Regions from separate parts of the Homo sapiens genome. Here all the other regions are linked to region 1. A link is a loop called in an ENCODE intact Hi-C map of the cell type or tissue named here. Cell type or tissue: dorsolateral prefrontal cortex. All regions are shown on one strand. Links, peaks and the distances in the headings refer to the core of each region. The heading gives the core; the rest is flanking DNA. Region 1 overlaps CACNB4 (calcium voltage-gated channel auxiliary subunit beta 4). Region 2 overlaps FMNL2 (formin like 2). Region 3 overlaps ARL6IP6 (ARF like GTPase 6 interacting protein 6). Region 4 overlaps FMNL2 (formin like 2).

The links. Hi-C counts contacts between places; a loop is a spot of excess contacts. Peaks named below come from ENCODE experiments on the same cell type or tissue, not always from the same donor. Only the 100,000 strongest peaks of a DNase experiment are listed, where the experiment ranks them.
Region 2: a loop joins it to region 1, with 4 times the contacts of the local background. A loop is called at or near these places in 78 of 110 quality-filtered maps.
Region 3: a loop joins it to region 1, with 3.0 times the contacts of the local background. A loop is called at or near these places in 7 of 110 quality-filtered maps.
Region 4: a loop joins it to region 1, with 3 times the contacts of the local background. A loop is called at or near these places in 79 of 110 quality-filtered maps.

The regions. Positions count from the first base shown.
Region 1 is chr2:152,032,878-152,040,967 of GRCh38, forward strand. The region is part of intron 2 of CACNB4 (calcium voltage-gated channel auxiliary subunit beta 4); the gene reads right to left. Among named protein-coding and RNA genes, the nearest start is that of CACNB4, 62 kb to the right of the region's middle. RefSeq lists an enhancer at 1,453-2,028. In dorsolateral prefrontal cortex, for the core only: CTCF peaks have their summits at 4,180 (motif pointing right) and 4,390; DNase peaks (open chromatin) are centred at 4,194 and 5,044; H3K27ac peaks cover 2,129 bases.
Region 2 is chr2:152,622,225-152,630,314 of GRCh38, forward strand. It overlaps FMNL2 (formin like 2), which reads left to right. Exons shown (of 26, transcript NM_052905.4): 16 at 3,214-3,338; 17 at 4,301-4,503; 18 at 6,075-6,309; 19 at 7,432-7,500; 20 at 7,601-7,681. Among named protein-coding and RNA genes, the nearest start is that of PRPF40A, 91 kb to the right of the region's middle. In dorsolateral prefrontal cortex, for the core only: a CTCF peak has its summit at 5,312; no DNase peak of the experiment used is centred there; H3K27ac peaks cover 4,688 bases.
Region 3 is chr2:152,721,113-152,729,202 of GRCh38, forward strand. The region is part of intron 2 of ARL6IP6 (ARF like GTPase 6 interacting protein 6); the gene reads left to right. Among named protein-coding and RNA genes, the nearest start is that of ARL6IP6, 6.5 kb to the left of the region's middle. In dorsolateral prefrontal cortex, for the core only: no CTCF peak of the experiment used is centred there; no DNase peak of the experiment used is centred there.
Region 4 is chr2:152,631,745-152,639,834 of GRCh38, forward strand. It overlaps FMNL2 (formin like 2), which reads left to right. Exons shown (of 26, transcript NM_052905.4): 21 at 264-393; 22 at 4,683-4,846; 23 at 5,829-5,930. Among named protein-coding and RNA genes, the nearest start is that of PRPF40A, 82 kb to the right of the region's middle. In dorsolateral prefrontal cortex, for the core only: CTCF peaks have their summits at 4,122 (motif pointing left) and 4,322; a DNase peak (open chromatin) is centred at 4,117; H3K27ac peaks cover 2,798 bases.

The sequences.
Region 1 (8,090 bases), core at 1,709-6,708:
CTGGAGTTCAAGGCTGCAGTGAGCTATGATTATGCCACTGCACTCCAGCCCGGGCAATAGAGCAAGACCCTGTCTCTTAAAAAAAAAATAAATAAATAAAAAGGTAGAAAAATGAACTAGTTTGGTGTAGACAGGTTCCCCTGCAGAGGTTCTGCTTCAGGCCTAAGTGAGGCAGTGGCAGCCAGGCAAGGCCCTGGAGAACAGCATGCCAAACAAGAGGAACAGACAGGGCCAAGGTCCCCAGGTGGGGAAGGGACTGGCATGCTTGAGAGCAGAAAGAAGACCCAGGCGGCTGGTTAAATAATGAATGAGGAGAAGCGGGGTGGGGGAATGAGGATGAAGAGGCATGCTTACACGTTTTTACAAAAGGGCAGCTTTTGACTTGCTGAAGCAAATGAAATGCTTCCATTAAATCCCCGCTTGGTGGTGTAGACGGGCTGCCACCACCTCTCTGAAGTGACTGAAAACAACAGGGAGGGGACTGAGGGGATGCGACCAGCATCCTAGAAGAGCAACTTCAGACTCCCTCCTTCAACTCCAGCAGCCACAGTTGCTTAGATACCCTTGTAGTTCAGGTCTCCTGAGGTCTCCACATGGCTTCCAGCTGCCTTTCTAGCACGTGAAGATCCTACCCTATCATCCTCTGCCATTTAAGGCGAGAGGCAGATTCACTGTGATCTGGGTAAATACCATTTCCAAAAAGGAAACCGGCACCCAAACCTCCCATCTTTTTATAAATTCTCCTGCACAGACGGTATAGTCTCAAAGGACGTAGGAGCCAAACTTGGGGAAAAAAAATTTTCTCCCCTATTTAGAAAGTTCTAAATAATCTGACACAACATTCAGCTAGTGGGGGTGTGAGAAAGTGGGAAGGAGGACTTTAAGGCCAAAGTCACATGAAATAAAGAGAAAAATGAAAAATGTAAGCTTTTGCCCTTTTGTGAGGACTTCTCTAATTCTCGTGGTATTTCAGATTTCCCTCAATCAAATCATTCACTCCTTCAGTTTGTAGGTAACAGACATTTCCCTTCCTTATTAACAAGATGCAGGTAGTTAGCAACATAATAGAAGCAAGAACTTTGTATTGCTTGGTGTGTCTGGGTCACATACTATTTTTAATTCCTGTCTCCTAACACCTGGGGGGGAAAATTAAGTTCAACAGTTCCTTACACAGGAAAAAAAAGAAATGAGCATTTCTCCCTCACTAACAGGCAGCACTTCCAAATAAAACCTGTCAGGCTTAAGAGCAAGATGGACTCGGAGTGGCTTTCTCCTCATTACTTGTCTCCCAACAGGTCTATTAAATGATCGGAATGCCCAGGGTTGGTACATTTAAATTTCATTTCAAATTAAAATCCCAACAGAAGTCACGTCTTGCAAAGTAGGTCTTAAAAATACTTCTATGCTGGACACATGAGACCTGCAGGGGAAGGAAAAGCAGAGAGTGGATGCAGGTGGCAGTACCTAGTGAACTAAAAGCTCTTGAAGTCTCCATTAGGGCCCTCACACAGGGCTCTGGTGAAGGGTGATAACAAGGAAGGGACCAGGCCACACAGCAGGGGAACTGAGAGCAAGGACAACGCTTATCCTGCAAGAGCAAGCTAACCTTGCTGCCTGCTCCGGCCTCTCCTTTATTTCAAGCCGTTACCACAAAATGGGCAAGCGGCTTCCCTTGCAGAAAATCCCCCATCATGAAAAGCATCGCATAAATTCCATTCTCACTTAACGATCTGTATATGAATTAGAGAATGTGGGTTTTGTTTTTGTTTTTTGTTTTCCTCTCTAGATGTTTGTAATCCTGCCTTTAAAACACCAGGGGATGGCATCCGATACAGAGTTGCTGCTTTCTACAACAGCACCCCCACAGTGCTCTTTTAAACACACTAACCCCTGGGGTAAGGAAAAAAAATTATGAGGAAAAGTGTTCCCTGGCTTCTTAGTCTCTAATAAGTACTGTGTGGTGCTGCTTCACTGGGATCAACTGGTTTCAACTTTCTATTCTCAGTGGCATCTACAGCAGGCTTGAGGCAGAACAGTTGACCAAAGGAATCGTGAGTGCAGCTGGAGTCCTGGGAAGTCCGCGGCAAAAGTATTGGCAGTGGTTGATCAAGTGGCACCTGCTGTTAAATGAACAAATTCCCCATTTCCAGACCTAATCACAAATTGGCAAGTGCACTTTATAATCCAATGCCCTTCAAAATCCCAAACCTCCGGGCAGGAGAAGGAAAGTGACGTTCAGTGAGAGACATAATGTCTGACATCAACTCCACCATGTTACAAGCAATAGCCAGATGCTTCACAGAAAGCAAGCACTTTCTTAAACGGATGATTTTCTTTTGTATATTTATTCACTGTCTTGCTCCAAAAATGATTCAAGGCAACTTTAAAAAATATATTCGCAGGCCGGGAGCAGTGGCTCATGCCTGTAATCCCAGCACTTTGGGAGGCCAAGGCAGGCAGTACACCTGAGGTCGGGAGTTCAAGACCAACTTGGCCAACATGGAGAAACCCCATCTCTACTAAAAATACAAAATTAGCCAGACATGGTGGCACATGCCTGTAATCCCAACTACTCAGGAGACTGAGGCAGGAGAATCGCTTGAACCCGGGAGGCGGAGGTTGCGGTGAGCTGAGATCGTGCCATTGCACTCCAGCCTGGGCAACAGAGCGAAACTCCGTCTCTCTCTCTCTTTCTCTCTCTCTCTCTCTCCCTCTCTCTCTCTCTTTCTCTCTCTCTCTCTCCCTCCCTCTCCCTCTCTCTCTCTCTCTCTCTCTATATATATATATATATGTATGTATGTATTAAGATGCACCTGATATGGATTAAGATTGTCCTTGTTAGACAAACCGCAAGAATAGCTCAGATTAACCAACAGACACTTCTCAAGCTTTTACCCCTCAAGCATTTGAGTTTAAAACTTCAAGAATAAATTAAATTCTCCATAAGATTTTTAAACTCCATCATATCATTGAGAATAAAACTGTTAAATGTGCACACTGTGTTCACCGCAGCATTATTCACAATAGCCAAGATGTGGAAGCAACCTAAATGTCCATCTATGCATGAATGGATAAACAAAATGTGGCGTATGCAGACAATATTATTCAGCCTTAAAAAAGGAGGAAATCCTGCCATATGTAACGTGGATGAAACTTGAAGACGTTAAGTGAAATAAGCCAGTCACAAAAAAGATACTGCATGATTCCACTTATATGGGGTATCCAAAGCAGTAAAACTCTTAGAAGTAGAAAATATAATGTGGTTGCCAAGCACCGGGAGGAGGTGGTAACAGGTAGTTGTTGTTCAATGGATATAGAATTTCAGTTTTGCAAGATGAAAAAGTTCTAGGGATCTGTTGCATAATGGACTGCATATAGTTAACACTGCTGTACTGTACACTTAAAAATGGTTAAAATGCTAAATTTTATGTTTTGTTTTGTTTTGAGAGTCTTGCTCTGTCTCCCAGGCAGGAGGGCAGTGGCAGAATCTTGGCTCACTGCAACCTCTGCTTTCCAGGTTCAAGCAATGCTCTTGCCTCCGCCTCCCAAGTAGCTGGGATTACAGGCGCGCGCCACCATGCCTGGCTAATTTTTGTACTTTAAGTAGAGACAGGATTTCACCATGTTGGCCAGGCTGGTCTCGAACTCCTGACCTTAGGTGATCTGCTCTCCTAGACTTCCAAAGTGCTGGAATTATAGGCATGAACCACTGTGCCTGGCCAGTAAATTTTATGTTACATGTTTTTTACCACATTAATTTTTTTTAAAGTGTTAAGTGTGGTGAAAGGCAGATTTCAGTGAGGATGTCGACCTCTAGAAGCAGACTTTCCAGAGTCTTGGAAGTAATATTTCTGGGTTACTTTAGGCTACTCAGACCATGTTTAGAGTATTCTGTCTTATTTTGGACACAACGGCCTTGGACCATGGCTGGAGGACATGTCAGTCTTGGCTATGCCTTCTAGTGTAACATAGAACAAGTATACTCTGCCATGACATGAGATTCCTTCGAAGAGTTTCACCTGACAAATATTAATTGAGAATCCCAGGAAGTGCACTAGATGCTAGAAAGCAGCTATCATGAACTTCAGCTTCAAAAAGGCAGTGAACCTGAGCAGAACTCTTATTTGGGTGTTTCTATCTCCAAACGTTCTTGATGGCCTTAGCCACAAGATGGCGCATGTAGACCATTTCCACACTTGCGGCTCAGGCCAGTTGATTCTTGCGGGGGCATAGGTTCCCAAGCACTTATGTAGGGTATTCTTCCCTGGGCTTCTGTTTTGTTACCTTCTCAATGAGTGATGTCTGAGAAGCTTGGTTTGGTTAGAAATAATATAATATCCTGCTTATCTCCTTTGAACAAGTACTCAAAGGTGGATATTAACAATAACACACTTGCTATACCTAATAATATAACAAGACTCTCCTTTGAATATGAATCAGGGAAGTGCTTCTGTGGCAATCTATATCCCGTCAATTTACAAACTGAGTGATTGCAAGAATAAATAAATCCTGCTTTGGCCCAAATGTCAATCTTTGCTAAAGAAATATGTCTGTGGACATTACAGAGGAATCGTGCCGTTCTTAAATCTACTTACACCCTGCTTCTGCAAATGCTTACGTATCTGACTTGTTTTAAGGTATTTCAAAGCCAAAAGAGAGGCAAGAAATAAATGCTCACACATTTTGAAGTATTCCATGAACAACTGAATAATGTGACCTTCTGACTCCCAGTGAGCCTAAATTTTTCTCATTCTTCTTGCTTAGACCAAAAGCACATATCCCCTCTCAGGTGAAGGCACAGCATTTAGGATGACACTCTTCTTTTCCTAAGGATGGGAGGGAGAGAAAGAAATGCTCTAGGGAGACATGGCCTCCCTCTGAGACCTAAAGGGAGGAGGGAAGATTTTTCTTCTCCCATTTGGTCAAAAGTCAGCCAGGGGAGCCACCGTGAGCCAAGACCTCAGCAGGCCTGCAGCACTGCTGCTCCCCCCTCATCCTTGGAGCTGCTCACCAACTGCTACAGCAGGGAGCTGGCCGGGCCCCAGCCTGCAGTGAACACAGAGCCAGGCTGCAACAGCTGGATGCAGAAGGGAACCACCCCCAAGGAGGCCGTGACAAAACGCAGGGCCCAGGGAATCTTCAGCATTCATCTGGCCAGGAAAACTGGGGAGGATCAGAGGGCCCCCAAAGAAATGCATGTCAGGAACCTACTGGGATCTACCATGCTGTATTTGGAGGCAGGAGGTGGGGGTAGCTTTCATAAATCCTGCCAATGGCAAAGTTCCTAAATTCTTCAAAGCATCAAGGATGCTGGCCTGCAATGGGAATGCAGAACAAAAAGTCTTGTAAAGTAAGGGGTTGGTGAGCTTGTAATTCTGGGGTTTGGTAACTCTCACACCAGAGTGTGCACAAGTTGCTGAGAACCACGCAACAGCCCTCCCCGGCCTTTTCCAAGTTCTGCTGCTTGCCTTTGGCCTAATGAGCCAAATTCAGACTGTATATCCCCAATGCAGCTTCTACTGACAGACAAGGGTTTGGCAAGAAGCTGGAATGCAGCTTGATTGCAGATAATGAATGTGTTCAGCAGAGATGATGAGCACCTGGGACACAGGCTTCTACCTCAGCACCGAGTCTGGCTGGGAGATGGAAGAGGATAGGTGTGCGTGAGCAGCTGGAGGCACAGAAGAGGAAAGGCCCACTACTCTGCTGCAGCCTGCTGGCTCGTATAACAGCTCATTAACAGCAGAGGCTGAGACTTCCTTTTCCTCTTTCCACAAAAGACATGGCAATAAAAGCAGGACAGGCTGCAAACTCAGCCATTTTCAAAGACTCATGGCATGTGAGATTGGGAGGAGGGTGACCAGCTGTGGCCACACAGATGGGGACAGAGGCCCTGACTGGTGCTAGGACACGTTAGTGGTGGAGAGGGACAGTTCCCTCAGGCCTTCCACCTCCCAGCCCAGGACACTCTGGACAGGAAATCTCCCCCTCTCTTCCCAGCCCTGTATGTCCCCACCCCAAGAGGGTGTGACACTTCCTCATGTTCCCTGCTGGCCCATTGGCTAGAGCTCTGGACGGATATAGAGGAAAGATAATACAGTAATTCAGAACTGAGGTCATTGCTTGCTTAGTTAATATAGGGATAATTAAACAGCATTTAAAGAAAATGGTTTAGCTGTATAAGCAAACATTTCCTTGTATTTAAAAAAAAGCAAGAAACATAGTTTTCTGAGGTCTCTACTTAAGAATCTTATTATTGGGCCGAGCGCGGTGGCTCACACCTGTAATCCCAGCACTCTGGGAGGCCGAGGCCGATGGATCACGAGGTCAGGAGTTCAAGACCAGACTGGCCAAGATGGTGAAACCCCATCTCTACTAAAAATACAAAAATTAGCCAGGTGTGGTGGTGGGTGCCTGTAATCCTAGCTACTCGGGAGGCTGAGGCAGAGAACTGCTTGAACCCGGGAGGCGGAGGTTGCAGTGAGCTGAGATCTCGACACTGCACTCCAGCCTGGGCGACAGAGCAAGACTCTGTCTCAAAAAAAAAAAAAAGAATCTTACTATTCCCTCAATGCTGAACCCAAACCTTCCCCTGACCAGTCTTTTGGAGGAAGCCTACACTTCTCCTACTCTGTTCACTTGCCAAGCAGCATATGGAGCCCTAGAATATTCTTGTTTTCATATAGGTTTTATCTTACATTTCCAACTACATTATTTGTTCTATGAGGATAAGAGCCTTGTTATATGCTCTATGTCTTAATGAAAACATCTGATAAAACATGAGTGATCACTCTGTGCATGGCAGGCAGGCAAGGCAAGGGAGTAGGGTGGGACCAAGCACTGATCACAGAAATGCAGGTATTCCTTCCAACCCTGGAAAAGTAGAGCGAAGCTCAGGGAAAACTACGTAAGTCCTCAGAAACATAGTCGAAGGCATGAAGTAAGCACTGAAGCAGACCATATGGAAAATAACATCTATTTTTCAAAAGAATTTAAAATAGAGAATGCAGAAAAAAAGAAGAAGTTTATGGCAATATGATTCTTGTGTACACCGAAGACATAATTTGTTGACAAAGATTAAAGTCACTTAATGGTCTTAAGGCAATGAGTATACTTTATATCCAAAAAGAATAAGAATTTTAATTCCACCTTCTATTTCTACAAAAATTGTACTGGCTGATAAGTGATGGCCCCCAGTTTTCATTGCGGCTAAATGGGAATGTCTCATTTATGGGCTATTCTGAATAAATTAGCTGGGAGTTTTTTTAAGTATCAAAAATACCAAGAGGTCTAACCCATATACTAGTTAAAAAGTAGAATTTTATACATCTGCTGAATCTGAAGGCTCATGATTCTCCTATCTCACAGTATTTAACTCCTACATTTTATAAAGAATTCAATGACATCTAGAATCTTTAAATTTATAAATATCTATCATTAAATCTGGCTCAGATAATAATTGAACCAAAGCATATAATGCCATGTCTATTCATGCCCTCACATTTCACTGATACTTTCTTCAGCTAATTAATTTTATTTATCTATTTGTATTATTTTATTTTATTTATTCATTTATTTTTTTGAGACACAGTCTTGCTCTGTCACCCAGGCTGGAGTGCAGTGGCACATTCTCGGCTCACTGCAACCTCCGCCCCCTGGGTTCAAGTGATTCTACTGCCTCAGCTTCCTGAGTAACTGGAATTACAGGCGCACACCACCATGCCCAGCTAATTTTTGTATTTTTAGTAGAGACGAGGTTTCACCATGTTGACCAGGCTGGTTTGAACTCCTGACCTCAGGTGATACACTCGCCTCGGCCTCCCAAAGTGCTAGGATTACAGGCGTGAGCCACCGTTTCCAGCCAGCTAATTAAATTTAAAAAGAAGTTTTCAAGATTAGCAAAACCTTTACAACTCATCTAACAATGTAGTCCTTTGTTCACATCTAAATGCATATGCTGCCGGTGCCAAATGATGGTGATTAACCCCTGGCTGATATTTTCTGTGAAACAAATTGGTATTTTCAAGACAATTTCCTAGTGAGAAAATGTCCACATAAACAAAATTGCATTTTGATCAAATCCCCATGTT
Region 2 (8,090 bases), core at 2,648-7,647, 590 kb after region 1:
GTTGATTGTTTTTCATGTAAAAATTATTCCTATCCTATGGAATGCCTAGCACAGTTCAGTATTGCTGTTTGGTACCACTACGATGAAATAATTTTTTTCTTCCCTCTTCTAAAAAGGATAATTTTAAAAATGAAATAGTTGAGTCTTGGAGGCAGGCCTGAATGGAAATGAATTTTTGGCTCTGTGCCGCCTTGTGAAATGTGTCCAAGAAGCATGAAATTCTATGCTGAGTGCGTGAACTGCTGAGCCACTTGACTCTAACCATATCTAATTTTTTTTGTATTTTCTCTGTTCTTTCTGCTTCCACAAAAGATGGGCCAATCAAGCTTTTCTGTAGGTTGCTCCTCACTGAGTGTGTTGAGTATTTGCCATGTGTTTCTGTTGGTCACACTGTGCCTTGACATCTTTCCACTCCATTTTGCTTTGATCCATTGCATTTTGACTTTGTGTCTGCGGGAAGTCTTGGTGGTGGCTGATGATGATTCCAGGTTTGCCCACACATTCTAGTTGAACCTACATAAGAGACTATTGTCCTTGAAGCAGACATCCTGGATTCATATGCCCTCTTCCATTTCCTCTGAGAAAAGGTTTTTTTTTTTTTTTCTTCTTCTTCTTTTAATTTTTATATTTGTATCTGAGACTTCAACTCTAAGAACAAAAAAAAGGTGCCAGGTGCCCCTTTTCCATTCCCTCCCTCATGCTGGTCTCTGGCCCACTCCAGGGAGCACTCACCCGCCTTTAGCCCGAGCCATGGGGACACAGTGTGTCCAGTGGTCACCTATGTGCTTTCCTCCTCTTCCCACTCCCACCCTGGTTAAAGCCAGGAAAACCTTTCCAAGGAGGAGAACTTTCTTGCCTGTGTTCTGATCTCAGGCTTATTCCTGACCTTGCTAAATAGTTAGAAGGGTGGTTGCAAATGGCAAACTTCTAGCGAGCGTCATGAGCCTACCATGTCTGTGGGAGGAAGGTAGGACGCCATTGGCACCAACCTGTCACCTCAGGTTATGAAAAGACTCCTCTGCGGCCCTTCTGCTGCTCCCCAGATCCCTAACATTGCCGAAGTGCCAGAGGCAATGCTAGGGCAAGTGCTAGAGGAAAGTCTGTTCCTTTGTCCCATCGAGAACATCTGTTTTCCTGGGTAGCGTAGACAAAATGCTGTACGGTGAGGAATCTGACACTGTGGCGTAGTGGGGACAAAGGTGTCATGTTTGGTGGTGGAGAGGCCTGGTTTGGCTAAAGCTGTGTCTGTTTTTCTGCATGCTTTTGTGTGGATTTATCAGATGACATTCCTGCTGTTTAAATGGCCTTTGTAACTCTGGAGGAATGAGAGGCACTGTCTGTCTCAGTTAACGCCAACTGAGGCAGGCAGGCAGGCAGCCAGCTACAAGCTTAGTCGTGTGTTGCTTTTATTTTGTTCTGCACTGAAGCGCTGAAGTTCTCCTCCCTGTCTTGCTAATAATGACAAATAGTGAAGCTCCCAAGTAGTGTGGTAGGCTACCCAGAACAGACTGACGAAGCTGAATGTGTATGGCTAAATGGTTTGGGAAGACTTCTTTATGATATATAATAGATAAATATAATTTTAAATGGATTACCTTTTTTGGCATATTCCCGCACAGTGAGAGGAGTTGGCACTCCCCATAGTCCCTTAAAGATACATCCCATTCTCTCTATTAAGAGGTTTTCAGTATTTTTAATGAGTGTGTAGATACCTCCTAGTCAAACACAGCTGACTCCTGGGAAGAACTTGCTTTTCAAAATGAAGGGCAAGGGACTGTGGCTATTTCTGAGTCTGAGAATCCATACAATTCCTTCCCTTCCCTCCCCTCCCCTCCCCTCCCCTCCCCTCCACTCAATTCCCTTCGCCTCCCCTCCCCTCCCTTCCCTTCCCTTCCTTCCCATCTCAAAAAAGAGGAGTTTCCTCCCTTCCTCCCTTCCTTCCTCTTTTTTGAGATGGAGTTTCGCTCTTGTTACCCAGGCTAGAGTGCTATGGCGTGATCTCGGTGCACTGCAACCTCTGCCTCCCGGGTTCAAGCGATTCTCCTGCCTCAGCCTTCCGAGTAGCTAGGATTATAGGTGCACACCACCACAACTGGCTAATTTGTGTATTTTTAGTAGAGACAGGGTTTCACCATGTTGGCCAGGCTGGTCTTGAACTTCTGACCTCAGGTGATCCACCTGCCTTGGCCTCCCAAAGTGCTAGGACTTTGAGCCACCACGCCCAGCAATTTCTTTTCCTTCCCCCCCGCCCCTTTTATTTATTTATTTTTAAGACAGAGTCTTGGTCTGTATGTACCCCTTTTTTCACTCTGTTGTCTTAAACATTTTCTTAGGCTGGGCAAGATGGCTCACGCCTGTAATCCCAGCACTCTGGGAGGCCGAGTGGGGAAGCTCGCTTGAGTTCAGGAGTTTGAGACCAGCCTGGGCAACATGTGAAACTCTGTCTCTACAATAAATATAAAAATTAGCCAGGCATGGTGGCACACAGCTGTGGTTCCAGCTACTTGGAGGCTGAGGTGGGAGGATTGCCCGAGCCTGGGAGGTCAAGGCTGCAGCGAGCCATGATTGCGGCACTGCACTGCAGCCCGGGTGACAGAGCAAGACCTCAAAACCTATTTTCTCATTTAGGCCATTCATATCCCTTAGTCTGCTTGAAATAACCCAGCAGCCAATATATCTTCATTATCGGAATCACCCACAGGAAGTCAGCCTTCATGACGTTGTACTTCTGGTAGTCTAGTCAGCCACTGTCTGCAGTCCCTGATCATCTTCTAAGGTTTGTTTGTAAACATGTGGTCTGCAACCAAGAATTTAGGATGTCCAAATATGGCAAGTTTTTGCCCTCTCTGCTATCTAGTAACATGAGTAATAATCTTTGCTCTCCAACACTTTTTATTTGTCCCAACCATTGTCCTAATATTGTAACTGTAATGCAGCAAATTAGTTGCCTGAGTTAAAAGAAAAAAAAAAATCAACCCTTGGCCCTTAAGACGTCTTTTAATACAATGATGTGTTAGTCAACCAAATGATGACCTCAAATGGCTCTGGCCAAGGCCATGTGTGTTGTTTTCCAGCTTTAAAAACCTACTTGCGCGCCTCTTGCCAACCTTCCTCCAGTGTCAAAGTGTCATCTGCAAGGACTGTTGTCTGATTGTTCCTGAGGGTCGTAGGCTTTTGGTGGGATCTTAATTCCATTCTCTTTGATGTCTTTAGCTGTGAAAATTAAGAAGCCAATCAAGACGAAGTTCAGAATGCCAGTGTTTAACTGGGTTGCTCTGAAGCCCAATCAGATCAATGGCACAGTCTTCAATGAAATTGATGATGAGCGAATTCTGGAGGTATTTTTCTCATTGGTTAGAAACTAGAGGTGCACTCTGTGCAGCAAAGCCGGCATGGGTGTTCTGTTAACCTGGAAGTGTCAGAGATAAAGTACTAGTGTTTTAAGTCCCCTGATGTAAAGAAGAAACATGTATGTAATATTGGAGAATAACATTTGACACTGTTTTGTAAGGTGGCTCTAAAACTGTTCAAAGAGTTATGTTAAATTGGAATAAATGCTTTTGAGCATCTTTAGTGTATGCCACAGAATATAGATCTGACATAATAATTCCTTCCCTTAATTGAGAGAAAGACATAAAAACTTTTGGACTGCAAGTGAGCTCAATTATCACACTCACTGCCTTATCTGATGGATAATTTTAATCTGTGGCAGCTGTCTGTGCAAGCTAATTATTGAAAAGTAATTGAATTAGTGGGTTAGAATCGGTAGTCTAATGTTCACTTATTTTTTTATTTTATTTTATTTTTAAATTATTATTATTATTATTTTTTGAGACGGAGTCTCACTCTGTCGCCCAGGCTGGAATGCAGTGGCGCAACCTCGGCTCACTGCAACCTCTTCCTCCTAGGTTCAAGCAATTCTCTGGCTTAGCCTCCCAAGTAGCTGAGATTACAGGCACACACTACCATGTCTGGCTATTCTTTGTGTTTTTAGTAGAGAGCGCATTTCATCATGTTGGCCAGGCTGGTCTCAAACTCCTGACCTTAAGTGATCCACCCGCCTTGGCCTCCCAAAGTGCTGGGATTACAGGCATAAGCCACCACATCCGACCTATGTTCACTTTTGTGTATGTGCCAGAAGTTGTACTATAACAAAAACAAGAAAAATAGAGGAAGCCATGGCCAAAGACAAGTACTTAATAGAAAAAGTGACGTTTTTGCTTAAGAAACTAACTGGTGGCTTCCGGACTTCATTTTTAAATATAATCCAATTTTCCATGGTCATTCCTCTCTATCTTAGGATTTAAATGTGGATGAATTTGAGGAAATATTCAAGACAAAAGCCCAAGGACCTGCCATTGATCTTTCTTCAAGCAAACAGAAGATACCACAGAAGGGATCAAACAAAGTGACATTACTAGAAGCAAACAGGGCCAAAAATCTTGCCATAACTTTAAGGAAAGCTGGAAAGACTGCTGATGAAATATGTAAAGCTATTCATGTGTAAGTTCAGGAAAATTATATTCTAGTTAGTTTATGATAAAATGAAAATGAGAAAGTTATGAATTAGTAGATGACAAATATTTCAATAGTGAGACAAGACCTAAGATAAAAGCTGGAGCAATTTTTGATATCCACACTTGAGAGATCTGAACTCTGTGTGTGCTACTTCAAAGTTGAATATGATGCCAACACGAAAGAGGTAGACCAGAAATCACCCTGGGGAGTGTTGTATTAGAACCAGTAACTAATTGTTTTAGAAGAATAACATCTGGATTGTGACATCATTTATTATCTGGGTCTACTCTCTTATGCGGGCCTCCAGCAATGCTTACATAAAAGGAAAGTTGAGCTGAGCGTGGCAGATGTTAAGAAAAGGTAGAAAATGTCAGTTTTCTCTGGAGTATCTGGATTTTATCCAGATTTGTTGAATACAAATTTGATGGCATTTGTGGAATGATACAGTTCAATGCCAGATGCAAATATGATACAGATGCATATTTTAATTCGTAACAACAGGAATGTGAATTGTTTTGCTTTCAGTACTTTCAGGACATTTTAAACAAAGTTCATTTTTTACTCTTGAACTGCATAGAAGGCATTGGTTTTACTCCTCTATTAGAAGAATCCTTCTATTCTTCTTGTGGCCATGGTGACTTTCAAATGTGATGAAGACATTATTAAATGTTTTAGGAACTAATTATTTATAAATTGATTATCTTATACATTTTGGTTAGAGGCTTCGAGGTGTAAATGACCCTAAGAAATCCTTTGTTCCAATTTTGTGTCCTCAACCAGGGTCATAATCTGGTAGTCCAGTGCCTCCTACAGTCTGTTCTGATTTCTGTCATTGAATCCTGAAGTGCAGCCTGGCTTTAAATCTTTATATATCTTGTTTGTCATGATGATTAAATGTAATTCTATTATTTAGCTGAACAAAGATTGTCCAGAGAATAATAGAGAATAGAGACTGTAACAAATACTTCATTTGTTCAAATTAAGCATATATCCAAAAAGAACTTCAAGGAATGTATGCACTTAACCTAAAACATTCAATAATACAGGCATTTGGATGCATTTTTTTCCAAAGAAGAAAAAATACTACCAGACTATTGGTTTAATTGAAATATTTTACATAATTCACCAGATATTCTGTACTAATGTGTACAGTGTTAATCTCCTGAATTAGCTGTACTTCACAATGCCTGTCAACTATGTGCTTGAACCATGAAACCATCAGATGCTTTGGCCTTGGTTCTACCTCTTCCTATTTTCATTTACTCCTGATTCCAGAGGCTTAGAGCTATGCCAGTACCCTAAAAACTGAGGATGGCAGTTGTGACAAGGTCCACGTTTTCAGGAAGAACCAGTTAAGTTACCTGAGGCATAGTCAAGAACCAGCACCAGGGTGGGACTTCACAGGACAGCTGGAGAAATCTTAGACTCGTTGATTTGGTGTTTGATGAGCTGTACCAGATGGATGATGGATGGATGAACCTGAAAAGATGGATGAACTTGAAAAGGGGGTAGGAGGTTTTTCTCTCTAATGCTAATCTCTCCACATCTGTCTTTAGATTTGACTTGAAGACACTGCCTGTGGACTTTGTGGAATGCTTGATGCGGTTCCTACCAACTGAGAATGAAGTGAAAGTGCTTCGGCTCTACGAGCGGGAAAGGAAGCCTCTGGAAAACTTGTCAGATGAAGATCGGTTCATGATGCAGTTTAGTAAAATCGAGAGGCTCATGCAGAAGATGACCATCATGGCCTTCATTGGGAACTTTGCTGAAAGCATTCAGATGCTGACTCCTGTGAGTGGACTGACTCTGGCAGGGGAGGGGGTCCAAAGAAATGTGGAATCGTTATTTTTTAAAGTCTCTCCCAGAATCGTACTCAGTGTGATGGGTTCTAAAGACTCCTTCCCAGAACTTTCTAAATTGCATTTTTATTTCAACCATCTTTTCCACATTATGTATGCAAAGTAAATTTGAAAAATGGGGAATGTTCATATTCCATATTGCCATTCTTCCGAAAGAATGCCATTTTTTGTGTCTACAGATGTTCTCTAGATTTCAAAAGGACAGGGGACAAAGAAACTTGGTTCTTTTCTCAAACTTGGTTCCTCTCTGAAGATACTAGTCTTCTGGCAGTGTTGGCAAGACTGAAAATAAGACTTTCATTTCTAAAAATGTTGCCTCATCTTTAGTGAGCAGACTTACAAGCTTTTGCTGAAAGCTTTATATTTACCATAAGAGTTTTCTTTCTTGGAAGTTTGTTATAATAAACTGTGGTGATATAGACATAATAGCCAACCATCTCTCATTCCCTTGTGTTAATCTGGTGGAGATTTATGAATATCATAAACTTCAGTTCTCTCCCAATTCTGTTTCTAAATAGACTTTGTTACTGATTATAGTAGTCAGTTCTTTCCCAATTCTGTTTCTAGATAAATTTGTTGGTTTCTGCTTATAGTAGTATGTCTGTTGAAAACATGTTCTGAGAACTTCTGGAGGGTGTTATATTCCCCTCCCTTTTTTTTCATTTTTGATGCCTCCTTCATTGATTTAAAAATATTAATTGTATGACATGATTAGAGGTGGTAGGCAGGAAATTGAGTTCTACCAGAAGCAGCTGTGGACTCTTAACTCTGAGTCTTAGTGGTTGTAGATTGGTTACAGATTTTGTGATAAGCAAGTTCCTATGTTACTTGCTATTGTGAACAGTTTCAGTAAAGATCGTGCATGTAACAATATTACCTGAGACCTAGCAAGACAATTAAATTTGTTATACTTAGAAAAAGTAGACTCTCACCATGAAGCCTGTATGCTCTAAATGCAGGCCTGTTTTCTTCTGTCTTAATATTTACTTGCCAATTAGTTTCCCATTTTTAACATGTCTTTTTTCCCCTTTTTCTTTCTTTGATTGGAATCTAGCAACTACATGCGATTATAGCAGCATCTGTCTCTATAAAGTCGTCCCAAAAACTCAAGAAAATTCTGGAGGCAAGTGCAGTTTTTCTTGTAGGTATGAAGGACTACTTCAGCTGCGTTCAGTGCCTGATGTGCTGTACTGATGGGCTTCTGTTTTCACCTTCTTTTGCAGATCATCTTAGCCCTTGGAAACTACATGAATAGCAGTAAAAGAGGAGCAGTTTATGGATTTAAACTTCAGAGTTTAGATCTGGTGAGTGGACTAAAAGAAATTTGAGAGCTGTTTGAAGGACAGATGGCTGGCAGAGATGAAGTTAGGGTGGTGGAGGATGTTTTGATGAATATTTTCTGCTATGGGAGGATCAACTGGTACTAATTTTCTGGAACACCATTTGACAGAGAGCACATAGAACCTATAATTACTCATACCCTTTGACTCAGTATTTCCATTTCTAGGAATTTTTTCTCAAGTGTCTGAATTTTGAATCCTGTATTTTATTTATAATTGCAAATTAACAATCTAAAGGTCTAACTGTGGGAATGATTAAATGTGCTGTAACACTAGTTAATACAGTGAACTATTATTCTTCCACCGTTAGCATACTGATGAAGAGTGTCCCAAGAAAGATTTGTGTTTAGAAAAGAAAGCAGGGTATGCTTTG
Region 3 (8,090 bases), core at 1,214-6,213, 690 kb after region 1:
AATGGGTACTGGTATGTGTATGTACCACACACACTAGTAATACATTTTAAACACAACTGCATGTGACTCAGGTCCAGAGAAATATTTAACATTTTCTAATTACCTTCTGGAAGAGGCTTCCCACAGCTCTTCTCAGGAATTTAAAAACAAAAGAACTTCCTCACTATCCTAGCAAAGGTAAATAATGTCTTATGTAGGCTTCAGGAGGAATTTAAGTTCAAATATCTTTATGTGCAGCTTTTTTTTTTTTTAAAGCATTGACCATCCTTGCACAGGTAAATGACTAGGAGAGTCAGACCTCAGTTTCTGCAGTGTCTGTAGAATGCTGTAGTTCACAGGTTTCCAGTGAAAAAGGTTATTCTATATTTCTCTCCACCAAAATGATTCTGAAGAGTTGAAAACTTTACCTGTCCAGCATATTTTACTCCTATTTGCTTTGATCACTCTAAATTGGGGAGGGGAGATCAAACTTAATCACTCTACATTCGATCACATGAATCAAGTCATTTGATGTGATCACTTTAAATTAAATCATTTGATTTGATCACTGTAGATAGGTGGTTGAGACACTATGACACATGTCCTCCCCTCTCCCATTCTTTCCTAAACTCTCTAATCTACCACTTTATGGCTAATCACCCTTATGGTGACACTAAGTATAGTGTACCTTATTTCAGCAGAAGGGGAAACATGAACCCTTTATCTTCAAATTGCAAAGAAGTTGGTTTCTTAGATATTGCATGGAAACTTTTGTCTGTTCTTGTCAACATCTTGCATGAGAAAACATACTTTTTAGTTACTCATTTTATCAGTGTATGTTTTTACATTGTTTTATCTCTAGAAATAAGCCAAGATTATTAGGCTTCTCAGAGCTTTTATTGATCTGTCACCTCTTGATGCAGTGGAAACAGAATCTTATGAATTAGGCATGAATTCTAAACCTTTTGCTGTTTAAAAGTTGTCCTGATTTCTCATTTAGGAGTAGAATGACGGGCAGTTGTTATCTGAAGGAATGGCTTGCTCAATATCAAAAGGAATGTGATAGGTCTTTTGACATGGTCCTGCTTCCTTTTCCACTTAGGGTTAAATAATCCCATGTTGCTTTTAGGTATGCATGATAGATACTTAATATTTTTACAGCAAATAGGAAAATCATTAAGATTTTGCTAATGGCATGAATTTATTGTCAAGAGTCAGGAATGAGCAGAAAGTGTTGTATCTTTATGGTGAAAAAAACCCAACAGCTATGCCAAAACAAAGCTCATTATTTTGAACCAATGGTCAGATGAGCTCCAGTGGTCAGATGGAGAATAAAAATAGTTAATATCATTTAATGGGCTAATTCAATCAGTTTCCTGGGGGTTAATTTTAAAGAATAGTTATAGCAGATGTATGTATTATAACATATGGATAGAGAATAGTTGTCTCTACCAGAAGAGGATTCTTAAAAATCTGTTTCAGTGAAACAGGGCCAAGATGATTAAGCTCTTAATAAGATTGAGGTGATCGGCCACGCGCGGTGGCTCACACGTATAATCCCAACACTTTGGGAGGCCGAGGCGGGTGGATCACTTGAGGTCAGGAGTTCGAGACCAGCCTGAACAACATGGTGAAACCCCGCCTTTACTAAAAATACAAAAACAAAATTAGCTGGGCATGGTGGCACAGGCCTGTAATCCCACCTACTCGGGAGGCTGAGGCAGGAGAATCACTTGAACCGGGGAGGTGGAGGTTGCAGTGAGCCAAGATTGCGCCACTGCATTCCATCCTCAGCAACAGAGCAAGACTCCAACTCAAAACAAAACAAAAGATTGAGGTAATTGTGGCAACACCTGCCTTTTTTTCTAAGCTGCAATTCTCTACTGTTTTCAAGAAAAATACAAGTTAGCCTATTTACAGAATGTTTTGAATTGACTCCTGTCCTCTGGTTAAAACTCCTCTTGAGATAATTGATAGCTGAAAAGGTAGGATGGTTCTCTCAAACTTGACTTCCATCTAAATCAACGCTGAGTTGATTAACTTAGATATCAAGAAAAATTGCCTCATTAGTTTACCCCTGAGGAGATGCCTATGAAGTTACATCCTTTTTACAATTAATAAGACAGTTTTCACATGAAGAAACAATTTGAAATATTTAATAAGAAAATGTGTTGAAGTCATCCATTACGTTTGGGAAAAGTACCATGCAGCCTTTTATCAGATGATAACGATTTTATTATATTTCACTATTTATTTTGCCCTGTTTATTAGGAACCTCGTAGCCAAATGTAATAATGTTTGATTGTTTTGTATATTACTCTTTATTTCTTGGCATACTTATTATTGCCCACACATGCTATTATCTTAATATTTCCGTGACTCATATTTAAAATTTACTGCAAATTTCCTCATTCTTTGTTTGAAAGTAGGTTGGTTTTTAGAAAAAGCAACGTGAGCACAGTAACTGCTCTACCATGAAAGAGTTCTCTTTCTTTTTCTAGACAGACTGACAAAAATTTTGTACACTGCAGAATTTAATTGCAATTTAATCCTAGTCCAAGATTGGCATGGCAGTCAGTAAGAACAGATTATAGCAGCAATTCTCATTTTGGTATGGGTAACAATCACTTGGGGACTTGCTTTTTTAAAAGCACCTGTAGATTTTGTTTTGGCCATCATGATTTCGTGATACAGAACATTAGAAGTGTTAAAAAAAGTCCAAGAGAAAGGATGTGTGGGAGGTGGCCCATTCTCTTAAAAAGACACAAGTTGAGTAAAACTCAGTTTCATCCTTACAATGAAAATTGATTGAAACTCTGAACTTGAACTTTTTAGCCAGTGTGTGGACTTTATAATTTGAACCTATACTCTATTAAGAAAGTGTTACAGTGCTATCTGTGGCTGGGTGGGGTAGCTCTAATATTTCATCTAAAAAGTCACAAATATCCTATTCTATAGCACAATTTTTGTAAAATTGTCTTACCTATTTGTATTATTCAAGAAATGATGACTAAGGCCAAAAAAAAAAAAAAAAAAGAGAGAAAGCCAAAAAGGACTGGAAGGATATAATCAAAATGTTAGTTTATCTGGGTTTCCGAATTGATTGGTTGTATTTATTATTTTTATTTTCTACAATGTATAAGTGTAACTTGCAATAAGAAAAACTTTAAGGGAAAGCACAAATTTAAGTTTAGAGAATAATGTTTCAGTAATTAACAATAACACCATTTATTGCACTTTTACAATATGCCAAAAGCCATTAATTTGTGTGTTATTTCCTCTAGTATTCTCAACTACACTGTATCCATCAATGTTATTTTCTTCTAAACCAAAACTCAAGAAAGTATGTATTATAATTTTTATACCATAGATAGTCTAGGTAGTATAGCAAGGCAGAAAAAGAATGGGTTATCAGCAAGAATTAGCCATGTGCAGCTAAATTATTAGTCATGAAATTATTACAGGACTCTTCTTAACACATAAAAGCAGTAATAAGAACCAGACATTAGGACCCCTAAATCTCAATAAATTGAGTTGACATTGTGTGGTACTCTGTAGTCCAACTTTGGTGGTTGGGAGGGACGTTTCTTAGGCTAATGAAGTCAAAAGTTAGCTGGCATCAGAATCACCTGAAAGATAAATTTTGCTGCTCTTCACATGGTGCAGAATATCTGACTCAGTAGTGTGAGATGGAGCCCAAGAATTTTCATTTTTGACAAGTTTTGAGTTGATGCTCTGCATGCTGCTAGTTAGGGGGCTATATATACTTTGAACACCACTGGCCTAGTAGTTCCCAAACCTGACATAAAAAAAAAAGCAAAAAAACGAAGACCCTGGAGATTTTCTTTTTTTGCTTTTACGGAATCTTAGACCCTATAATTATCTACTGAATCGAAGTAACTTAATTGGCTGTATGTGTCAGTGTACACTGTACAATCAGGGCTCATTGGACCATTTTTCATTTCTGAATTATTTCGAGCAGTTCTGTTTGTAAGGATTGAAATTTCATGACTTATTCTTTCTTAGGGATCTTCAAAAGAATAAAGAAAACTGAGCTATATTTCTCATAAAGTTTATTTGATCTTGAAATTACCACATTGGTCTATTGGACATTTTTTAATTTTGAAATACGTTTTGGGATTTTAGTGGTCACATATTGTTCTTTCTCAAAACATTCTCCTATTTCATTATTTTAGTATTACTCATCAATTCTCAACTATGGTCGAAAGAATAAAATAATTATGATGGAATTAGGATTCCAGTAAGACTTTCCTAAGACTTTAAGTATTTTTTTCATCTTTTATGAGGTCTGCATCCTAATTTATTTGATACTGTTTGTAAGTGGACAGATGCTAAGGGCAGATGTGTATACAAAGGTGATTTGGAAAAAAAAATGCAAAAAAGAATTATTGGGTTGACCATTTGAATTGTTTGTAATCTAAAAATGAAAATATGTTACAAATTATGGAGCAAAGAAGATTGTTGTCCTCTTTTCGTCAAAATAAGCCATGAAAGGCTTAAAAATTCCTTCAAACATTGTGTTTTAATGACGCAAGTGCAAAAAAAAAAAGCAGGAATAATGACAAGCTGTAACCAATTTGAGATGTATCTGAAATCTGGAAGTGGTATTTACAAGATGGATATGTTGTAGATTCATACATGAAGTTAGTAAGCAATTATTTGCACTCAGGTCGTGCCCATTTTTGGTGTACATGACTTTAGGGAAACTGGGAATTGAAATTCGGATTTGCTGTATTTATTTCTTATGAAAATTTTTAACAAAGTTTTTTTCCTGCTGTCTTTTTGCTCTCTAAATTATTCTTCAAGTGTCATGAAAATAAAGGAAATAAAAAAGCCTCTTTGGACTTATATGATAAAAATATTGATGACTGTTTTCCCTGTTATACTGAAGATTACAAGCTTCAGAGGAGAATATAAATTTAACAGGATTGCCCATGAATTAATTGTTTAAAGCTGGATGATGGGTATATGAGTTTTATATACTTCTCTCAACTTTTTCCTGTGTTTGAAATGATCTGTAATAAAAGTGTTGGGTTTTTTTTTTAATTTTCCCATGTGAATCTAATGATTTACCAATGTTGGGAACTACAGGTGTTATTTATTTTTGAAATTTCAGTCACTTAATCTGTCAGAGGATCACCTTCCTCATCTGTTTCAACAGAAAGATGTAGAAATGCTACAGTCTGGGTTGCAGGTGGTCGGGCGATTGGGTGAAGGCCTTAACCAGTGTAACTGCTATAGCTACCATGCACTCTGCACCCACTATGCTCATGTTGCATTGGCAGGAGAGGAGAGAGCACTTTCCTCTGCTCCTGCACTTGGCTTTGACGTGTAAAGAGACACTTTGCTCTAGGGATTTAAAGACTTGAGCTATCTATAGAATGTGATTTAGAGAGGATACCAAATTATTTAAAATAATGGTCATCCTCTCAAGTTAGAAAACTATAGAATCTAATAAAGTTGAGAACATTTGCTTACATAAACATTTAAAAATTGATGGTTAGTTTCATGCATATGATACATCTAAGTTTTATTAGTAGCCAGCTGGTAATAGTTTTTACAACTTTTAAAGTTAGCTAAGTACAGCCATACACCACATACCATTTTGGTCAACAGTGGTCTGCATATATGCCTGTATGATGGTGGTCCCATAAGATTACAGTGGAGCTGAAAAATTCCTATTTAGTGGCATTGCAACTGTCCTAACTTGGTAGTACAATATATTGCTCACATGTTGGTGTTGATGCTGGTATAAACCAACCTATTACCAATCTAGTTTTATATAACCTTCCAGTCATAAAAAAAAATACAGCACAATTACGTGCAGTACATAACATAATTCTTGATAAACAATTATGTTACTGGTTTATGTATTTACTATGCTTCTTATTGTTTTAGATTATATTACTTCTGCTTAAAAAAAGTTGACTGTAAAACAGCCTCAGGCAGGTCCTTCAGGAGGTATCCCAGAAGAAGGCATTGTTGTCATAGGAGATGACAGTTTCATGCATGTTGTTGCCCTTGAAGACCTTTCAGTGGAAAAAGATGTGACAGTGAAAAACAGTGATATTACCTTGACCCTATGTAGGCCTAGGCTAATGTGTGTGTGTCTTAGATTTCAACAAAGAAGTTTAAAAACTAAAAAATTAGAAATAGAAGCTTATAGAGTAATGGTATAAAGAAAAAACATTTTTGCACAGCTGTACAGTGTCCTTTTGTTTTAAACTGTTAGTAGAAAAGGGTAAAGTTAAATTTTAAAATTTATAAAGTAAGAAAGTTACAGTAAGCTAAGGTTAATTTATTAATGAAGAGAAAAATTTTTTAATTTAGCGTAACCTAAGTGTACAGTGTTTATAATAGTCTATTGTAGTGGACAGTAGTGTCCTTGGCCTTCACCTTCACTCATCAGTCACTCGCTCACTGATTGACCCAGAGCAACTCTTTGTCCTGTAAGCTCCATTCATTGTAAGTACCCTATACAGGTGTACCATATTTTATCTTTTACACTGTATTTTTACTGTACCTTTTCTATATTTAAGTATGTTCAGATACACAAGTACTTATTGTTGTATTACAGTCGCGTGCAGTATTTGGTATAGTAACATGCCGCACAGGTCTGTAGCATTGGAATAATAGGATATAACTGTATAGCTCATAGGTGTGTAGTAGGCTATATACCTAGGTTTTTGTAAGTACGCTCTTGTGATGTACAAACAACAACGAAATCACCTAATGATGCATTTCTCAGAACATATCCCTGTCATCAGTGTATGATTGTATTGTATTTTCATTGTTAGTATCATAAAATGCATTAGTTACGTAAGTAATTTAATCTCACCAGGAAAGATTCCAACAATTAAAGCAAAGGCTTTCACCGATCTACCTGTGTGTCTTTTTACATCTTTTTCTCTTTGTTTACATATGTATAGTCATTTAAAATACATGTTTTTTTCACTGTTATAGGAAAAATATAATTGGAATCATGTATATTTTGCAGCCTTGTTAAAGTGCCTTTTGGAGTATATTCTGTATTAGTATACATAGGTCTACCTCATTTTTTCATGACTGCATTGTATTTCATAATATAAGTATACCAGTTTATTTAAACATTTCAAATGTCAGAATCTCTTACCCAGGACTTGGAAATTACTAGTATACAGTCACGTTTAATCCCATTGTTTACTTATGAAGTTTTATGAAGTGTGTGCAATTGATTGCCTAACACTTATTTAATAGGAAACCTTTCCCTAGTATAGGAACCATGAGAGTTTTGTTTTTTTCTGGTGTATTCTGATTATATATAATATGTGTAAATTGGTGCCTCTGTGTCTGACTTCATAAAACTTCTTGAAAGTTGCCTCATCCCCGTAAGCTAAAACTGTTAAACAAAATGAAAATATTTAGAGCATATAACAGCCTCTTTTGCTGGAAGGTTTTATAGAAATAAAGTTGCCAGCATATTTTTAGAAGAGTAACTGCTCCCTGACACCAGAATGGCTTATTTTGAAAAATAAGCCAAAACAAATATACCCTTAGATAGGTGTCTATAATATTCCAGCAAAGGGATTGGGATAGGAAATTCCTACCCATCCCTGTTTTTGCTTTGGATGAAAACAGTCTTAAGAGGTTTCAATTGATGGAAAAGATTAGTATACATCATTTCATTGGCCAGACGTGGTGGCGTCTGACTGAAATCCCAGAACTTTGAGAGCCCCAGGCAGGCGGATCATGAGGTCAAGAGATCAAGACCAGCCTGGCCAACATGGTGAAACCTCGTCTCTACTAAAAGTACAGAAATTAGCTGAATGTGGTGGTGCACACCTGTAGTCCAGCTACTCTGGAGGCTGAGGCAGGAGAACTGCTTGAACCTGGGAGGCGGAGGTTGCAGTGAGCCGAGATTGCGCCACTGCACTCAGCCTGGCAACACAGCAAGATTCCTTCTCAAAAAAAAAAAAAAAAATTAATATACATCACTTTGGCTGGGCACAGTTGCTCACGCCTGTAATCCCAGAACTTTGGGAGGCTGAGGCGGGTGGAACATGAAGTCAGGAGTTCAAGACCAGCCTAGTCAAGATGGTGAAACCCTGTGT
Region 4 (8,090 bases), core at 1,021-6,020, 600 kb after region 1:
AAGCTGCGAATCATTCTTAGGTGCTTAGAGTCATCCCTATAGTTAAGCATGTGCCCTGGTTGGAAAGTCCTTGAGCCAGTTAAGCATCAATGGACTGGTTCACTAAGGAACAAATGGAATCCTGACCCTCCTCTGGGAATGCTCCAGCCTGTTGGGCGACTGTTACTCAGTTAATGACTCTGGGTGGGAAATCGTCACCTGAGGGGTAAGTGTCTTGTTACCCTTTACTCTTGTACCTAACCCACGTTCCCTTTTGTTTTCAGCTCTTAGATACAAAGTCAACAGACAGAAAGCAAACACTGTTGCACTATATATCCAATGTGGTGAAAGAAAAATATCACCAAGTGTCCCTGTTTTATAATGAGCTTCATTATGTGGAAAAAGCTGCTGCAGGTACTTGATTTCAGCTATTACCGTTCGTCTTGGGTATTTAATGCCTTTAATTGTGGTGGAGCCATTCCCTGCTTAAACACTTTTCAGAACCCATTTAAAAAGCCAAGGCTAAGAAGTCAGACACACTGAGCTGGAACACATCGGCCGTGGTGTTGTCCACCCCTGAGAGCAGAAGAGCACATGGGTGTAAAGGTGATCTCTGTGTCCTTTCTGTAAGACACAGGCCACTGAGCGTCATGTCCCTTCCCTCTTTTATTCACTGCCCTTTTTATTCTGCTGCTATTGTATGAAATGTGAGAATGAGAATCTGAGAATCATCACCCAACAAACACTTTTAATTTGATTTTGTGCCATTCTACTTGCTCAAGTGTGGCAGTTGTAAACATTTTGCCTTTGCCTGGACACTAGTTAAATTATTAGCACTTCTTGGTTGCTACTTTGCTAAGACAGTTATACATTTTGTCATTTAAATCATCTGTGACTCTAAGATAGCTGGGATGTACAAGGTAATAGTATCTCCATTATTATAGGTGAGAAAATTGAGATTTTTCGAGGTTAAATGTCTTGCCCAAAGTCACATGAGTAGAAAGTGATAGAAACAGGACTAGAAACCTGGTCTTACTTCTCATGAAGTGTATTATCCAATGTACCATGTTCCCTCAAAAGCATATTCGATTAGCAAAAGGAATGATATGCAGATTGACCTTACAGTCATTTATAGGCTGTGATTCTCAAATTGTGATATCGAACCATAAGCAGCCAGTGTTTATTATAAATTCAGATTCCTGTGGGGTACCTCAGGCATCTGGAATTTTGGAGGGTGAGGCCTTCTCTAACTCAGCCATGGTAAATGGCTGCTGCTTCTGTGTTCTCACTAAAGAACACTCTGGTCTACCCTCTCGTACAAGATTTCTCATACTGTATTACAACAATTTGCATGTCCATTGCAATCTGTGCTCTTCTTTTTTTTTTTTTTTAGACAGGGTCTTGCTCTGTGGCCCATGCTACAGTGCAGTGACATGATCACAGCTCACTGCAGTCCTGACCTCCCAGGCTGAAACGATCCTCCCACCTCAGCCTCCTGAGGAGCTGGGACCACAGGCACACACCACTATGCCCAGCTAATTTTTAAAATTTTTGTAGAGATGGGGTCTCCCTGTGTTGCCTAGGCTGGTCTTGAATTCCTGGGCTCAAGTGATCCTCTCGCCTCAGCCTCCTAAAGTGCTGGGAGTACAGGTGTGAGTTACCATGCCTGGCCAATCTGTGCACTTCTTAAGGGTATATCAGGTTTTATTTATCTTTCTATTTCTCTCAGCCCCTGAAAATTGGATGTTGGAAATAAATGAATGAACAAGTGAACAAATGAATGAATGAGATGATGCACTGTTACAGGGACAAATGCTGCAGAAGCTGTGGTGGAGACTGAGAGGCAGATGGAGATGACTCTCTGACTATGAAGAACTATATGACGCAGGCTGGATAGACCTAGAGCAAGTTCGGGGCTCACTTAGACAGTAGGCAGAATTTCTGTTCTGACCAAATGATTTTCCTCCTTTTAAGTTTCCCTTTGCCTAAATTAATTACACCTCACAATTCTAATTAAGAAAAATGTTAAAAAGCTATTATAATTTCTACCTGACCAATGGGTACTAATTCATTTTGTTTGGTCCAAATGGTGTCATTTGAAAAACATCGGTGGGGAAAATGGGAGACTGGGTTGCTCCCTGGCAGAACTGTTCTTTCTGTTTGCTCTCTGGTGCCCAGGTTGCCCAACACAGATTCTGTATTCCTTCACTCATGTGTTCACTCACTCCTTCATTTATCCAGTGAACACCTTTGAGTGCCCTCCATGTACTTGGCACTATCATAAGTATTAGAGAATCAAGGATGATAAGACAGTGTGAGTCTACTGAGGGAAAAACCTACTGCACTGTTTTAGTAGGTTGGTGCAAAAGCAACTGTGATTTTGGACCGTGAATTATCAATCATTATAACTAGGCTCAAACATCTTTATTATGGCCGGGTGCGGTAGCTCATGTAATCCTAGCACTTTGGGAGGCTGAGGCGGGCGGATCACTTGAGGTCAGGAGTTTGAGACCAGCGTGGCCAACATAGCGAAACCCTGTCTCTACTAAAAATACAAAAATTAGCTGGGCATGGTGGCACATGCCTGTACTCCCAGCTACTTGGGAGGCTGAGGCAGGAGAATTGCTTGAACCCGGGAGGCAGAGGTTGCAGTGAGCTGAGACTGTACCACTTCACTCCAGCCTGGGTGAAAAGAGCGAGACTCCGTCTCAAAAACAAACAAACAAAATACATCTTTAGTAATCAAAACAGGAACCATTAAGATCAACACATTTTTGCCAATGAGAAATAAGTTTGTTTATTCCTGTAGTGAAAAAAATCTGTGCTTCTAGATTCAACAACTCTTGGAAAGCATTTTCCGCATCCTGCTGGTTGTGGAAGCATTTTCCCTGCAAAAAGTTGTCGAGATGCTTGAAAAAGTGGTAGTCGGTTGGCAAGAGGTCAGGTGAATATGGCGGATGAGGCAAAGCTTCATAGCCCAATTTGTTCAACTTTTCAAGCGTTGGTTGTGCAATGTGCAGTTGGGTGTTGTCGTGGAGAACTGGACCCTTTCTCTTGACCAATGCTAGCTACAGGCGTTGCTGTTTGGGGTGCATCTCATTGATTTGCTGAGCATACTTCTCAGATGTAATGGTTTCGCTGGAATTCAGAAAGCTGTAGTGGATCAGACCAGCAGCAGACCACCAAATGGTGACCATGACTTCTTTTTTTTTTGATGCAAGTTTGGCTTTGGGAAGTGCTTTGGAGCTGCTTCTTGGTCCAACCACTGAGCTGGTCATTGCTGATTCTCATATAAAATCCATTTTTTGTTGCATGTCATAATCTGATTGAGAAATGGTTCGTTGTGTAGAAGAGGAGAAGATGACACTTGAAAGCAACGATTTTTTAAAAAGTTTTCTCTCAGCTTATAAGGCACCCACTTACCAAGCTTTTTCACCTTTCAAATTTGCTTTAAAAGACTGTAGAATGGTTGATGTTGAGTTCTTCAGCAGCTTCTTGTGTGGTTCCAAGAGGATCAGCTTCGATGATTGCTCTCAGTTGGCCATTGTCAACTTCTGATGGCCGGCCACTAAGCTCTTCATCTTCAAGGCTCTCGTGTCCTTTGCAAAACTTCCTGAACCACCAAATGCATTGCCAAATGCATTGTTGATGTTGCGAGTTGTCTTCACTGCTTTACAACCCGTTTTGAACTCAAATAAGAAAATTGCTTGAATTTGCTTTTTGTCTAACGTCATTTCCGTAGTCTAAAATAAATACAAACAGCAAGTTAATACGTCATTAGCAAAAAAAGTGAGAAGTGTGCATTAAAATGATGTATAACATAACCACATTGATTTAAGAATGTATTCCAATATCAAACAGCAGATTTCAGCAAATACTGCAGTTACTTTTGCACCAATAATTTGTCCACGTGCAGAGTTGAGTCAGGCAAGGGGGCCCAGAGCTGGTACTCAACGTCCTAAAGAAGCTGCTCAGGAGGCTGTGGGGGAGTGCCTGCCCCGGGAGGGGCCACACTGCAGACAGAAAGGTTCACACTAAACCTTGCTGAATAGGGAGGGGTTGTTAGCTGTGCAAGGCTGCTTTGGGTCCTAGTAATCAATACAACCTATGGTCAACCGACAAAAGGCTGCCCCCTGCTGGAGAGTCAGAGAAATGCAAAAAGAGTTGTAATCCCAACACTTTGGAAAGTCGGGGCAGGAGTTTGAAGGTGCAGTGAGCTATGATGGAACCACTGCACTCCAGCCTGGATGACATTGTGAAACCTTGTCTCTAAAACACACAAAACCTTAGGCTTGCTGCAGATAAGGACCTCTGAGCCTACGGGCCCACCCATAGGCTATTCTTGTAAGAGAAATGGAATAGTTTTGTGCAAGTGTGGGATTTAGAGTCCACATTTGTTACCTGAACTCCTCTGCCACCTACTAGCAGTGTGACCAAGGGCAGGCCACAGAACCTCTTTATGCTGCTTTTGCTCATTGACAAAATGAGCTAATGATGCAAATGAACTAGTGCATGCAAAGAATGTAATGTAGTGCTTATAATGCTTCTTTGCATTAAAAGATCTCTGTGCCAAAAGCTGGAAGCTAGGTTTAGGGCCCTTGAGTAAGCCTAAGAATCTCCTGAGAACTTGGCCCAGCAGCCAGATTCGCTGTGGTTGTGACTTCCCCATTGAGTTTCACTGGGATGTTCTTTCTCTGCTTTAGTCTCCCTTGAGAATGTTTTGCTGGATGTCAAGGAGCTCCAGAGGGGAATGGACTTGACCAAGAGAGAGTACACCATGCATGACCATAACACGCTGCTGAAGGAGTTCATCCTCAACAATGAGGGGAAGCTGAAGAAGCTGCAGGATGATGCCAAGATCGCACAGGCAAGTATTGGTGCCCCTGAAACCTGTGAAGAGGCTGCATCCATTAAAGCTGCCTGTGGTGCAGGCCCTGTATTTGGGGAGAAATGTTCCATTTCCCTCTGTTTGTGGAGGGTAGCTTTCTTGTTGTAACTATTATTTATTACGGGGGGACCATTCCCAGGGTTATTCTTGGAAGGGCCCCGTCCTCATTGTCCTTTTCTAATCTGGGGCTCTTTACCCTGTCCCCTCCCCCTCCCCTTTCACTTCAATACTCACTCCAGTGTGGGTGCTGTATTCAGTTCAGCCCACATGCGTCAGGCCTGTGCTCGGCAAAGCAGTGTTTCCTGTGTAGTGGGTTTCTGTAGATCTTGTCCTTGAAAATCTTACACTATACTGGGGGTTGCTGATAGATAGGCAGGCCTGCAAAACAGAATGAACAGTACGCTATCAGAAGAGGCAGAGGCAAAGTTGGGGGATGGGGACTCAGAAAGCAGATTCAGTGGAAGGGCCTCTGGTTTGGGGCAATCTTGTATCATGGAAGAGTTCAGGCAGAGACTGAGTGTCCCCTGTGTGAGGCTGTCATAGGGAGTGTTGAAGCAAGGAAGTGGAATTTAGGGTCAGAGTGACCAAGATCCCTTTTGACCTTGTTGGTTTTAAGGGGTTCTGCCACGGCCTTTGGAAACTCCTGTAAGAAAGATTTCCTTGTTTTGTATGTGGGGTGTGTGCGTGTGCATGCATGCATGTATGCCTGTGTGTAGAAGTGGCAGGAGGTCCTGCAGATGAATTCCTGTGCCCCACTATTGCATTCCTCGGATTGCCTCTGCTGAGGCGTTTGGAGGAAACACGGAGGCGTTAGGCAATCTTGGGAGGTAAGGGAGGTGCAGCAACGCAAGGCCATGGGAGCCTCTGTCTTGTGGCTGCTGCTTTGCATCAGCGTTCCCCCTAGAGCATCCAGTTCAAATGCCTAACTAATGAAACTCAAGAAAAATTTGCTTCTTCACAGGATGCCTTTGATGATGTTGTGAAGTATTTTGGAGAAAACCCCAAGACAACACCACCCTCTGTCTTCTTTCCTGTCTTTGTCCGGTTTGTGAAAGCATATAAGGTATATGTTAAGGCCCTCCTTGCCCTTATTTCTCAAGCAATTGCCCTCCTTGAGATGTGTCTGAGTCCCAACTCTCTGCAGAGGCCTCCCAGTTCCTGTGGACAGCAGATCTGGGTGGCATTCACGAGATAGCAGTCCCTAGCTCTGTGGAGGCTGAGGGACATTATGGTCCCTTTCTCCACCTAGCCAGTCCTCTGCCTCAGCCAGAAAACAAAGCTCTTGGCAGCCCCCTTGGGGCAAGGGAGATGCTCAAAGACATTGCTGCCCCATTGACTGTTCACCTAGGCAGGCAAGGTGAAGTACTTGAAAATCCAGGCCTCTTGTGGAATTCTTTAATGGGTAGAAGTGAGCTGTGGGCTGTGGTGAAGGTGCATGATACAGCTGAAGTTAAGGAGAGCCTGCTTGTGTAAGTCATAGCACAGGGCTTAGGACCTCTTAGACCAGCATTTCTCTAGTATGGACTAAAGGATGGTGCTTTTAAGGATGGGCACTCTCTGTTTCTTTGTGTGGATCAGTAAGTGGCCCTTCCTTTAAATGGGAGGCCCTCTTGGACATAATCCAGGGCTGTGGTCTTGAAAAAGCCTATGACGCAAAGAGACATGTATCAGAAGGATTTGTCCATTTGAGAAATTACAAGAAGGCTGTTAGAAGATTTTAGCTGACCTTGGCAACACCTCAATCTATATCCTCCAGGCGTATCTTCATGTAGCACTGATAACACTGGTGGAGGTAGGAGGAATGTTTATTGCAGAGGGGAGGAGGGATGTGGCAGGGTTCTCCACACTTTTGAGAAGTCCTGTTGGAAATAGGGGGACACTTCCCTAACACCACTAGGGGCTGAAGGCTCTGGAAAATCATTATTGGGCCTTTTACTAAAACTCAGAAAGTCAAAATATTCTTAGCCCATCTTCCCTCAGCATGGCTTAATGTAGCAGTAGAGCTATAAGCTGCTGGTAGAAGGAACGTCTGTGGCAGTCAGGGTGAACAGAAACACAGCACAAACTCCGTGTGCCAGACTCAGGATTTGCTCGTGATGAGAAGGCTGCGGGCCACCAACTGCTGCCGTCTGCAGTGCTTGGTAGCCCAAGCCCACTGGCTGGCTGTGTTTATGTGCTGTAGAGATAGTCTGCGATGGCCCTTGTCATGTGCTGTGCCATTTTTTTCACATAAAAACATGTAAGTCTAAGGTCAAAAGAGAAAATATATTTTAAAATCGGCTAAGACAGGTTGGGAAGTGGCTGGGGTTTGTCTCAAAGCCTGAGGCATCAGCAGGGATATGCGTGGAGCAGAGGAAAAAAGAAGCTGCCCTTGGTGGTCTGGGCTGTGTTGGAGGTCCCAGCCTGTCCATCAGCGTGCTCCTTCCACCTCACTGTTCCTCCCTGTGATTTTTCACAGCTGATTCAGTGAAGCATGTGCCAGGCAGTGATGTGACTGCCAGGATGTTTTTCTTGCCCTATACGTGATGAATAGCCTCCTAGCCTGGCACTCACCTAGGGACTTTGTAGGCAGAGGTTGGGGTTTTAGGACATCATCCCTCTCATATAGACCAAAATGAAAACAAAAGCAATGGAGACCCAAATGTAAACTTTATTACTGATAACAGCTGGGCTGGAGGATGTGGTGTCTGTGACCTTCTGCTTCAGCTGCAAATTAGGTAGATGACCTGTCCATCAGTTCACAGCTTGACAACTAGAGGTCTCTTCGGGGAGGCCGGCTTCAAAAGAAAGAGTGCCCAAGAGGGCTGAGCTGAGGTGAGCCTATTCACTTTCTTCTAGATTCATCAGACTAGTCACACTGCCTTCCTTGGGAAGGAGCAAGGCATGGGAGAGTCCAAGAGTGTCACTCTGGTGAGGCCCCGAAAAGAAATGAGGGTTTTCCCCTAACAATAGGCAGAAGGCAGAAGAATCTTAGATCCTGCTATCAGAGGAACTCTAGGTAGGCAGACTGTCTCTGAAAGGAAAACAAAATCACTGAGCACAGCTGCCAGGATGGTAGGTGCCCACCAGTGTGTGGGACAGAGACTAAGAGAAAGTTCAAACAGGGAGCGATCATCAGGAAAGGACTTCTGGATGAATTGAATCTCAGCTCCCAGCTTTTAAAGAGATGTGACAGGTAGCGAAGCCCAGAAGCAGAGCTAAATACAGGCATAAAGTGTAGATC